2 separate regions of the Homo sapiens genome follow, and region 1 is linked to region 2. The links are chromatin loops, found by intact Hi-C in ENCODE. Cell type or tissue: A673. All regions are shown on one strand. Links, peaks and the distances in the headings refer to the core of each region. The heading gives the core; the rest is flanking DNA. Region 1 overlaps DENND1A (DENN domain containing 1A). Region 2 has its middle 13 kb from the start of OR1J1.

Region 1 (5,371 bases), core at 49-5,048, 920 kb after region 2:
ACTGTTAGGGTGGTGTGGGCCCCGGCACCCTGGGAGGTGTTTACAGTCACACTGACCCTGAGCATTGGCTGAGGGTCTTGGAAAGTCACTGTTTCTCCCTTAGTCTCTTCCACTGTCACATGGGGATCCCACCTCGTGTGCGGACAGTGCCGGCCCCCGGCCGATACCCTCCCTTGCCCATGCCATACCTGATAGTCAAAGGTCCCTGGCTGCTCCCTCAGGTCTTTGGGGGCACGAAGGTCCTCTAAGCTCTTGGCCTGGCCCAGTGGCTGCAGTGCGGCCTCCATGTCCAGGTTGCTGAAGACGTCTTCCAGAAGGTCGATGCTGGCAGCCCGGTCAGGGGGAGCTGGGACAGGGCCTGTGGACTTCCGCACTTGCTGCTCTGGACTCTCTGCCTCGTCGCCTTCCGCGCTGTCTGACTCCCTGAGTGTCCGATACGGCTGCGGCCTGTCGGGGACAGAGCAGGCTGCACTCTCCCACCCAGGCCTTCAGGGGAGGAGCAAGCGGACTCCAGCCCAAGCACATTGAGGGCTTGAGGGGTGCACGCAGGGGCCTGCGGGACAGGAGAGTGTCCCGGGGTCTCCGTGAGGGCAGGAGTCTGGGAGGCTGCGAGGGTGCAAGCTGGGCATGCCGATGGGCCTGGGGCTGTGAACCAGGGCAACTCGCTTTGGCTCTCACTTGCACTCAGGGGACCCATTTAGTGCCCCCCAAACTACAGGTCCTTTCATAAAACTGGCTACTGGGCTTGTGAGCCATTCAGACAAGGTGTGAGGAACAGACAGGACTGGAAGGGGGCTCACAGGCCAGCAGTCATGCTCCTCTTGCTCCCGCCCTGCTCTGCTGTTTGTTTGGTGGCCTAGGCACAGCCACAGTCAGGTTCTGTGAACAGCCCATGGGGAACTGGGCTGGGGAAGCTCTCCAGGGGAGCTGTCTGGGCCTAAGCTTGCCCTGCTAACCTTGGTTCCACCTCTGGTCATGCTATTTCTTGCTGTGGGACCTTTGGCAGGTCACTTAACTCTCTGAGCCTCAGGTGCTCAGGTGGTGGTGGTGGTTACATGAGCAAATGCGGTGCCCGGCACACAGCAGACACGCACGGGTTGGTTACAGCATCCATCGCCCACCAGTGAGCACGGCTGTCACACAGGCTCTTCTGCTAGCAGCTTTCTGTACTTTTACACATTCAAAACCTTGCAGTCATTGGCTGGGCACGGTGGCTCACGCCTGTAATCCCAGCACTTTGGGAGGCCGAGGCGGGCGGATCACTTGAGTTCAGGAGTTCGAGACCAGCCTGACCAACATGGTGAAACCCTGTCTCTATTAAAAACACAAAAATTTGCGGGGTGTGGTGGTGCGTGCCTGTAGTCTCAGCTACTCGGGTGGCTGAGGCATGGGAATTGCTTGAACCTGGGAGGTGGAGGTTGCAGTGAGCCAAGATCACAACACTGCACTCCAGCCTAGGCGACAGAGCGAGACCCTGTCTCAAAACAAAAAAGCAAAAAACAAAACAAAACAAAAAAACAAACAAAAAACCCCACACCACTACTTTGCAGCTGATCCAAGTATAGTTAACAAAGGGTTCCACTTGCCTTCCCTTCCCATGGACCTGAGTCCCAGGGCACCACTGGGTAGATGGAGAGGCAGCGCCTGGGTCAACCCTTACCTCTAGTGGAGCCCCAGTGGGAAGTGCATCTAGCCTTTTTTATATTTTTATTTTTCAGACGGAGTTTCACTCTTGTCTCCCAGGCTGGAGTGCAATGGCGCAGTCTCGGCTCACTGCAACCTCTGCCTCCCAGGTTCAAGCAATTCTCTTGCCTTAGCCTCCTGAGTAGCTGGAATTACAGGCTCCTGCCTTTTGCCTGGCTAATTTTTTGTATTTTTAGTAGAGACGGGGTTTCACTATGTTGGCCAGGCTGGTCTCGAACTCCTGACCTCGTGATCTGCCCGCCTCAGCCTCCCAAAGTGCTGAGATTACAGGTGTGAGCCATTGCGCCTGGCCACATCTCACCTCTTCTAACCCCAAGTCTGGGGCTGGTGGTGGCCCTACGTCAGGCGGAGATGGTGCCCGTGGCACTGGTAAAGTGGGGGAAGGGCACCACCTGGCGGTCAAGGGTAGGATCACAGTGAAGGCACCAGGGTGGGGGACATGGGAGGGCTCATCAAACAGTCCCAGTGATGGGCAGGGACTCCATCATGTACTCTCTCGCTGAAGCAATGCAAGCAGGCCAGGAAGTCGGACTTACACCCCCACCTTATGGATGAGGAATGAAGCTCAGAGATGTTAAATAACTCACCTATGTCACACAGCACCCGCAAGAGGTGGAAATGGAAGCCAAGCTTGAGAGGCTTCAAACGTCCCTCACTCACCCTGACCAAGGAATTAGAGACCCTTTAATAAAGATGAGCACAATGAAAGGGTTAAAGTCAGTCAGTGTGCTTCTGGAACTTCAGGAAATAGTGTTCTTTTGAGCCCATTTTGAGTTAGGATGGGCTAGTTTCTTTTCAAACACACACACAAAGGCCTGTACTGACTTCTAAGGTCATGGGCTAAGGAAGCGAGCCCTCGCCGTTATTTAAATAATTAAGGCGCCAGTTAGTTCAGAGACGATATGATGGAGCTGGGCCTTGGACATGACCTGGTGGACTCCTGGCTGGGAGCAGGGTGCCTTTTCCCAAAAGGTGTTTTAAATTGACACATAGATGAACATTTCTTATGCTAAAGGTTCTCTTTTTGTTCTAATTAGCAACAGAAATAATAACTAATACATTACGCCTATGACATCATAGATATTATTGCTTAGGAGAAGGCTAATTTTAAAATCTTTTGAAAAAAAATCGAAACAAAGATTTGACATACAGCAAAAGTGACGTGTGATGCTTGGATGACACCAGCTTAGGCCACTACTTTCTTTTCTTTCTTTTTTTTTTTTTTTTTAAAGGCAGAGTCTCGTTCTGTCACCCAGGTTGGAGTACAGCAGTGTGATCTCGGCTCACTGCAACCTCCGCCTCCCGGGTTCAAGTGATTCTCGTGCCTCAGCCTCCTGAGTAGCTGGGATTACAGGTGTGAGCCACCATGCCCAGCTAATTTTTGTAGTTTTTAAGTAATGATGGGGTTTCACCATGTTGGCCAGGCTGGTCTCGAACTCCTGGCTTCAAGTGATCCGCCCGCTTTGGCCTCCCAAAGTGCTGGGATTACAGGTGTGAGCCACTGCGCTTGGCAAGGCCACTACTTTCTAAGTGAGGACACTGGGAGGGGAGTGACTTGTCTGGGTCCCCAGTGACCTGCTGGCAGGAAAGGATCAGGACCCTCTGACCCTGTGGGGTCAATGACAGAGGGCCAAGCAGCCTGGGGTTTATAAGGTCCCCAGAGGAACCCACAGGCCATCCCAGGGGGAGGGACCTGATGCTGGGGTTTGGGAACAGGGAGAGGGTGCAGGGGACATGAGGGAGAGGGAGGGAAAGGCATCTCTCTTCTGTGCAATGACCAAAACGATTAACGTGCCCCCTGGAAGGTTGCTGTGGGCACCACGGGCATCCCGCAAAGGGCAGTTTCCATTCCCTTAAAGGCTCCCATTAAAAACACATAACCGTGTTAACAAGGGCAGACAGACAAAAGCTGTCTCTCTGCTCAATGCCAGCTCTGAAACACTTGTGGGTGGAGGGGCAAGAACGGGTAAAGGAAGGAGGGCGACAGCAGCTTAATCTTAGGGGTGGCTGGATGGTGGGTGAAACTTTTAAAAATCGCTACTTGTAATTGGTATGAGGCTTAGGCTATAAATAATAATGATTAAATTATCTTTAAAAAGTCAGGCAGATCAGAACACTTGGATAGGCTGGCATTTAATATACACATTTCATATGAGGAACGTTTTCTTTTTTAACTTAAACTCTGATTCCCATCTCCATGGCTTTCCAAGATGTGCTGAGATAAAGAAGGACTTGGAGATCAACAACCAGGCTAATTGTAGTCACCAGTTCCACTAGCAATCAAGCACATTTCATCTCTAAGGGGACCAATGCTCGCGTATCACCCTGTCACCTCTCTATTGTCACAGCCTCTGTGGAGCTGGCAAAACGGATGCCCTGAGAGGTGGCACGCAGAGGTGGTGTCCACCCTGCATGTTGGCACTGGGGCACCGGCAGGCAGCAGCTCCAGACACCCTCCCCCCGACACAAAGGCAAGCAGCACCAGCCCCCCGCTTTCGCCATGCAGCCCCGCAGAGTCACCAAGCCGAGCTCAGGGAAATGGAAGAAGGAAGGAGAGACCATTCAAAGGGAGCGGAGAAGAAAAAGCTCTCGGTGAAGCCAGAGCTCGGGCCCTCTTCCCGCTGGCATTCATCATCAGAGGAGTCTTCGGAGAGGAAGACCGCATAGTGTCGCAAGGGCTTTACCAGGCTGGGGCAGAGGAAGACAAAAGAGAAGAGAACAGGCAGTTAGGGGCGCCCTCAGAACTTCACGTGCAGGCGGGAAGCAGGCCTCTGGGCTCCACGCCTGGCCCTGCCTCTGTGTGCCAGCCTGGGGTGGGGGCTCTCAGGAGAGGAAGCTCGTTCCAGATAGAAAAGAAACTAAATTTGCCACGTGTCCAGAGCCTTAAACTCATGATCCATCACATAGGACCTAGTAATTCCACTTCCATTTGGTTAACCCTCAAAGTTGGCAAAGAATCACACTGGAAGATTGTCATCACTGCTGTTTATAATATTAAAACATGGAACAACCTACACTGTCAGCAACAACTAGCTGGTGCAGTGGCTGAATCTTGTCCTCCCATGAAACGTAATGTTTATGAAGACAAATTTAAAGATCAGGATGCAGAACTGCAATCACACCACATTCGCTGTCATCTGCTTATGGAAAAATTCATAGAAAAAAGACTGGAAAGGTTCATGGCTAAACGTCAATAACAGCCAGTGGAATCATGGGTGATTTCTTTCCCCTCTGCTGCTTTTTATTTTTCTGTGTCTTATACATTTTCTACAATGAGCATATCTATTCCAATAAGCAGGAAGAAATAAAAAATAAAAAAGTTCAAGAAAAAAGTGAGCCGTGCGGAAGAGCTCTCGCGAGAAGGCCCTTTTCTGATTAGCGGCTGCTCTCTGGAGCTTCCCTCAGATGCCTCTTCAGAGAGTCTTTTTCATCTGTGATGTGGAAATTAAATATTCATTGTTATAAAAAATGCATCTCCCTTGTCAGCCACCTGTGAGCTCTACCTCTATAAACACCAACACATACACAGCCTGGAGAAACTCCACGCCCGGCTCCCATGAATTATATACTGACCAGGGCCCACCAGAGGCCATGTGCTCAGCAGGGGCGAGCTGGACCAGGCAGATCTGGGTTCAAATCCCGGCCCTTGTGCTGGGGAGTAGGTGTC
Region 2 (5,371 bases), core at 92-5,091:
GACGGATGAGTCTCTTGAAGACAGAAGATACTTGGCTGGTGAATTCCTATCCGTTCTGCCATTCTGTATCTTTTAAGTGGAACATTTAGACTATTTACATTCAACATTAGTATTGAGATGTGAGATGCTATTCTATTCATCATTCTATTTGTTGCATGAAATCCTTGTTTTTGTTTTTCATTGTTTTGTTGTTTAATAGGTCCTGTGAGATTTATGCTTTAAGGAGATTCTATTCTGGTGTATTTTTATAATTTGTTTTAAGATTTGAGCTACTTTTAGTAGTTCTTGTAGTGTTGGCTTGGTAGTGGTGAATTCTCTTAGCATTTGTTTGTTTGAAAAAGACTGTATTTTTCCTTCATTTATGAATCTTAGTTTCACTGGATACAAAATTCTTGGCTGATAATTGTTTTGTTTATGGAGGCTAAAAATAGGACCCCAAACTCTTCTAGCTTGTAGGGTTTCTTCTGAGAAATCTGCTCTGTTTGTCTGATAGGTTTTCCTTTATAGATTACATGATGCTTTTGCCTCGCAGCTCTTAAGATTCTTTCCTTCATCTTGACCTTAGATAACTTCATGACTATGTACCAAGGCAATGATCTTTTTGCAATGCATTTCCCAGTGTTCTTTGAGCTTCTTGTATTTAGATGTCTAGATCTCTAGCAAAGCTGGGGAATTTTTCCTCAATTATTCTCTCAAATATATTTTCCAAACTTTTAGATTTCTCTTCTGTCTTGGGAACACCAATTATTCTTAGCTTTGGCTATTTAACATAACCCCAAACTTCTTGGAGGCTTTGTTCATTTTTTAAATTCTTTTTTCTTTGTCTTTGTAGGAGTGGGTTTATTCAAAACCCTTGTCTTTGAGCTCTGATTTTCTTTCTTCTACTTATTTGATTGTATTGCTGAGAATTTCCAGTGCATTTTGCATTTCTCTTAAGTGTGTCCTTCATTTTCAGAAGTTATGATTATTTTTTATTTATGCTATCTATTTCACTAGAGATTTTTCCATTCATATCCTGTATCTTTTTTTGATTTCTTTAAGTTGGACTGCATCTTTCTCTGGTGCCTCCCTGATTGGCTTAATAGCTGATCTTCTGAATTCTTTTTCTGGCACTTCAGAGATTTCACCTTGGTTTGGATCCATTGCTGGTGAGCTAGTGTGATCTTTTGGGGGTGTTAAAGAACCTTGTTTTGTCATATTGCCAGCACTGTTTTTCTGGTTCCTTCTCATTTGGGTAGACTATGTCAGAGGGAAGTTTGGAACTCAAGGGCTGCTGTTCAGATTCCTTTGTCCCACAGGGTTGCTCCCTTGATGTGGTGCTCTCTCCTTTCCCCCTGAGATAGAGCCTCCTGAGAGCCAAACTGCAGTGACTGTTGTTTCTCTTCTCAATCTAGCCACCCAGTGAAGCTACTGGGCTCTGGGCTGGTATAGGGGAGTGTCTGCAGAATCCTGTGATGTGATCCCTCTTCAGGTCTCTCCGCCACAGATAACCAGCACCTGCTCCAATGGAGGTAGCAGGGGAGTGAAGTGGACTCTGTGAGGGTCCTTGGTTGTATTTTTGTTAAGTGTGCTGGTTTTGTGTGGACCTCCAGCCAGGAGGTGGCGCTTTCAAGAGCACATGAGCTACATTAGCACATCAGCACATCAGTATAGGGAAGATTAGGCAGGGGGTGGGGCCATAGGGCTCTCAAGGGATTATGTCCTTTGTCTTTGGCTACCAGGTCAGCTAGAGAAAGACCATCAGGTAGGGGCAGGGTTAGGCATGTCTGAGCTCAGGCTCGCCTTTGGTGAGGCTTGCTGTGGCTGCTGTGGGGGCTGGGAGTGTGGTTCCCAGGCCAATGGAGTTATGTTCCCAGGGGAATTATGGTTGCTTCTGCTGTGTCACACAGGTCACTAGGGAAGTGGGGGAAAGCCGGCAGTCACAGGTCTCACCCAGATCCCATGCAGCCCACAGCCTGAAAGGCTGGTCTCACTCCCAAGGTGCTCCCCCGCCCCCACCGCCCGCCAGCAGCAGCGAGTTTATTTCTAGGTAGCCGGTGAGCAGGGCTGAGAATGTTCTGCAGGCTCCAAGCCTCTCAGCTGAGAAAGCAAGCAAACTCACAGTTCCTCAGTTGTCCCACAGAGCCTGCAGCAGCAATCCACCTCCCTCAAAGGGTCTGTGGATTCTTTCAGCTTTCCTGGTATGTTCTTGTGGCAGTTCTTAGAGCAAAAGTTCATGGTGTGTGTCTACACATGCCACTCTGTCCGACCTAGTGGGGGCTGCAAGTTAGTTTTGCCTCCTATCCGCCATTTTCCCTCTATTGGAAGTACACTTGAAGTGAGAGTACCTTTGGAAAAGATTGGTGACTCTTGGAACTGGGTGAGGAACTGGGTAGGTAACCACAATTGAGCCCTTGGCAATCTAAGCTTCCATGGATCATCTTTCTTCTGCCCAGGTAAATCATCTCTCAGATTGCGTTCCCTCCCTTTGGTAGCAGCTCCCTATTGACTTATTCAGGATCTGATTGGGTTAAGATGCCTTGCATCCTTTTTGGGACTATATAAGACTTTTTGTCTTTTTTGGAAAGTTATTTCTTTTAGAAAGACAGTTTGTCTTTCTGGTCCTGGTAAGTGCACTTTTGGTTTCAGTTTTGTTCTGACTTGTTTGTGTATGCTTATACTTTCATTTGCTGCTTGATTCTTTTCTTCCTCTATTTCTAAACATCTTTTGAAAGAAAAATTTACTTTCTCAAAAGGTAGGCACGAGTTGGCCGTTTAAAAGCCATTAGGGCAATTGCCACCATTCTATGAGGGATGTCAGTATCCGAAGAAAAAAAATCTCTTGTCAGGATAAACTAGTGCACAAACAGCCAAATTACCACTAGGGGGCCTGCCAGTCTCAAGAAAAATTTTGCGCGTCTGGGGAAAACTTGCTCATGGGACAGGCAATGAGAGTGCAGATTGCTTGCCAAGTAAAACAAAAATCCGGTGCCAGGCACACTGTAAAACAAAACACCAGTCCAAACGCCTATCATTCCCTGACAGGGCTCTGCTCTTCGGGCTTTTCTTTTGCTCTCAAGAGATTAATAAGCAGAATGGGATCCCAAAATCCTAAAGCACGTAATTATAATCCTCCTGGGACCCCTGCAGGCTCTATGTTTTAAAAATTATGGTCCTTTGTCTTGTGTACAATTTTAAATCAATAGCTATAGCACACCCAAACTAATTTGGATCCTCAATGGTCATACTGGGGGGCATTTGAGCTCCCCAAACTTGTTTTGTTAGAACAAAATTAGAAGACTGTGGTCCTAATATTAAGCAATCTGAATGGGAAACATACTTTAATTGGTATCTCAAAGCTTCTAAGTACATTCAGGATTCTACAATTGCCTCCTTATGAGATACCATGTCAAAATTAACTGAGACAAACAAATAGTTAAGGAAGGACAAGGCTTGAGGATCCCAGACTTGTTCCTCGTTGGAGGAGACCTCCTCTTCTCTTTCCCCTGTTCCTTCTCTCTATTTCTTCTTTGAGTGAATTACCTTTCCCTCTGGATTCCTCAGCTCCCACTACCCCTGAACCTGGTCCTGTTAAAACCTGTCCCTTGAAAGTTAAATTCACTGATGATTCCTCTAAATCCTAAATTTCTTTTGTTCCTTGGAGCAAGGCTGAACTTTAAGCCATTGCCGCAGAATTCCCAAAGGTCATGGAGACCTTTCAAATTTGCTGATAAAATTAACACAGTATTATAATTTCGACTTATCATCCAGGTTTTTCTTACCTGTGCCAGTTGGTTCATATACTTTTTGTGAAGGCCAGGCCCAATATTGAATGGCCCAGGCTCCTTGATGTGACCCTGAGAGGGCTTTAGGCAAGAATACCCCAAAAGACTATGACAGAGCCTGAAGCACAGTGAGCAAGCAAGCAGACAAACAAACAAAAACAACAAAACTTCATGAGGCTATTCTTGAGGCTTTTCCTGAAACCTGAGATGAATAAAATCCAAGACTGTACCCAAAACCTAATGAACCAGATTACGACTATTACAGTTGGCTCCGGGTTGTATTTGTAGAAAATTCTGGATTACCTATGGATGCCGAATCTACTCAAGTAGGCTGTAATTCTAAGTTTGCAAATGGCCTTTCTCAAGAACTTTCTCAGCTTGTCAAAAGAGTACACATGGAATGGAAAACTATGTCCACTTCTGATTTGGTTAATCTGGCAAATCACCTTGCCTGCACCCCTGAGGACAGTACTAAAAACCACTAACATTCGTAATGTTACAATTACAGCAAACTGAGGCTCCCAGACATAACACTAGGCAGAGACTCCCTGGGCTGTGCCAACGTTCCAGATGGCTGGAAGAGAGATTGCTGCAAGAGAAAGGGGGAATTTCATTCCCAACTCCCCCATCTCTTCTCCCATCTGAGACCACTTTCAGTGAAGGGGCTCCAAGGACTTATGGGGGATTTTCCCACTTCTCCCACTTAATTTTCTGAGTGAAATGATCCTTCAAATTAGGAGTGTTTTTTTTTTGGCGGGGGACAGAGTTTCTCTCTTATCTCCCAGGCTGGAGTGCAGTGGTGCGATCTCGGCACACAGCAACCTCTGCCTCCTGGGTTCAAGCGATTCTCCTGGCTCAGCCTCCTGAGTAGCTGGGATTACAGGTGCCCACGACCATGCCCAGCTAATTTTTTTGTATTTTTAGTAGAGACGGGGTTTCACCTTGTTGGGCTTCAAACAACTGGTCTCGAACTCCAGACCTCATAAGCCACCTGCCTTGGCCTCCCAAAGTGCTGGGATTACAGGCATGAGCCACCACATCCGGCTGGGAGTGTGGTCTTAACTGTGCTCATTGATGCCACAGCAATATTTTTCATCCTTAATCCCCCTAGCCTCAGTCAGCCCCTGCCTCAGAGTAATAAAAAGATTACAAATGGTGAGTTTCCAAAAAGCCACTGACTACTTTTGTTTCACAGCCCATTTCTTTCCATCTTGGTCTTCTCTCCAAGACACCCACACCTTTTGCTTGTTAATTCTGCCCCGCTCCACCACCTTGGATGTGATTTTTTTGAAAAATACCATGCTAAAATTTCTTTTTCCCAAGAGGGGGAAATAATTTTAGAATTTGATAAACTAAACTGTCCTCACTCAACAGACTCCCCCAATTCTGTCATTTGTTATGTCATTCCCTGTTCAGAAAACAAAAATAATGTCACTCATTTAGTGCTGAATCAAATACCTGTCTCTTTAAAGGCAAAATCATTCACTGATATTTTCAAAATTCATAGTGTACCTCTTATTAAAATCCAGATTAACCTATTAAAACCCTTGCTTAATATTAAACAGCCACTAAACCAGATGGCACTGCAAGGTATTAAACTTATTATA

The links. Peaks named below come from ENCODE experiments on the same cell type or tissue, not always from the same donor. Only the 100,000 strongest peaks of a DNase experiment are listed, where the experiment ranks them.
Region 1: a loop joins it to region 2, with 4 times the contacts of the local background. A loop is called at or near these places in 3 of 110 quality-filtered maps.

Annotation. Positions count from the first base shown.
Region 1 is chr9:123,383,467-123,388,837 of GRCh38, forward strand. DENND1A (DENN domain containing 1A) reads right to left here. Exons shown (of 24, transcript NM_001352964.2): 22 at 4,264-4,392; 23 at 189-447. Among named protein-coding and RNA genes, the nearest start is that of MIR601, 16 kb to the right of the region's middle. RefSeq lists an enhancer at 2,185-2,254 and a silencer at 3,608-3,803. In A673, for the core only: a CTCF peak has its summit at 2,100 (motif pointing left); a DNase peak (open chromatin) is centred at 2,075.
Region 2 is chr9:122,462,315-122,467,685 of GRCh38, forward strand. It overlaps a transcript of OR1J2 not described here. Among named protein-coding and RNA genes, the nearest start is that of OR1J1, 13 kb to the right of the region's middle. RefSeq lists an enhancer at 1,436-1,937 and a silencer at 2,929-2,978. In A673, for the core only: CTCF peaks have their summits at 1,617 (motif pointing right) and 2,859 (motif pointing right); DNase peaks (open chromatin) are centred at 1,627 and 2,887; H3K4me3 peaks cover 543 bases; H3K27me3 peaks cover 1,733 bases.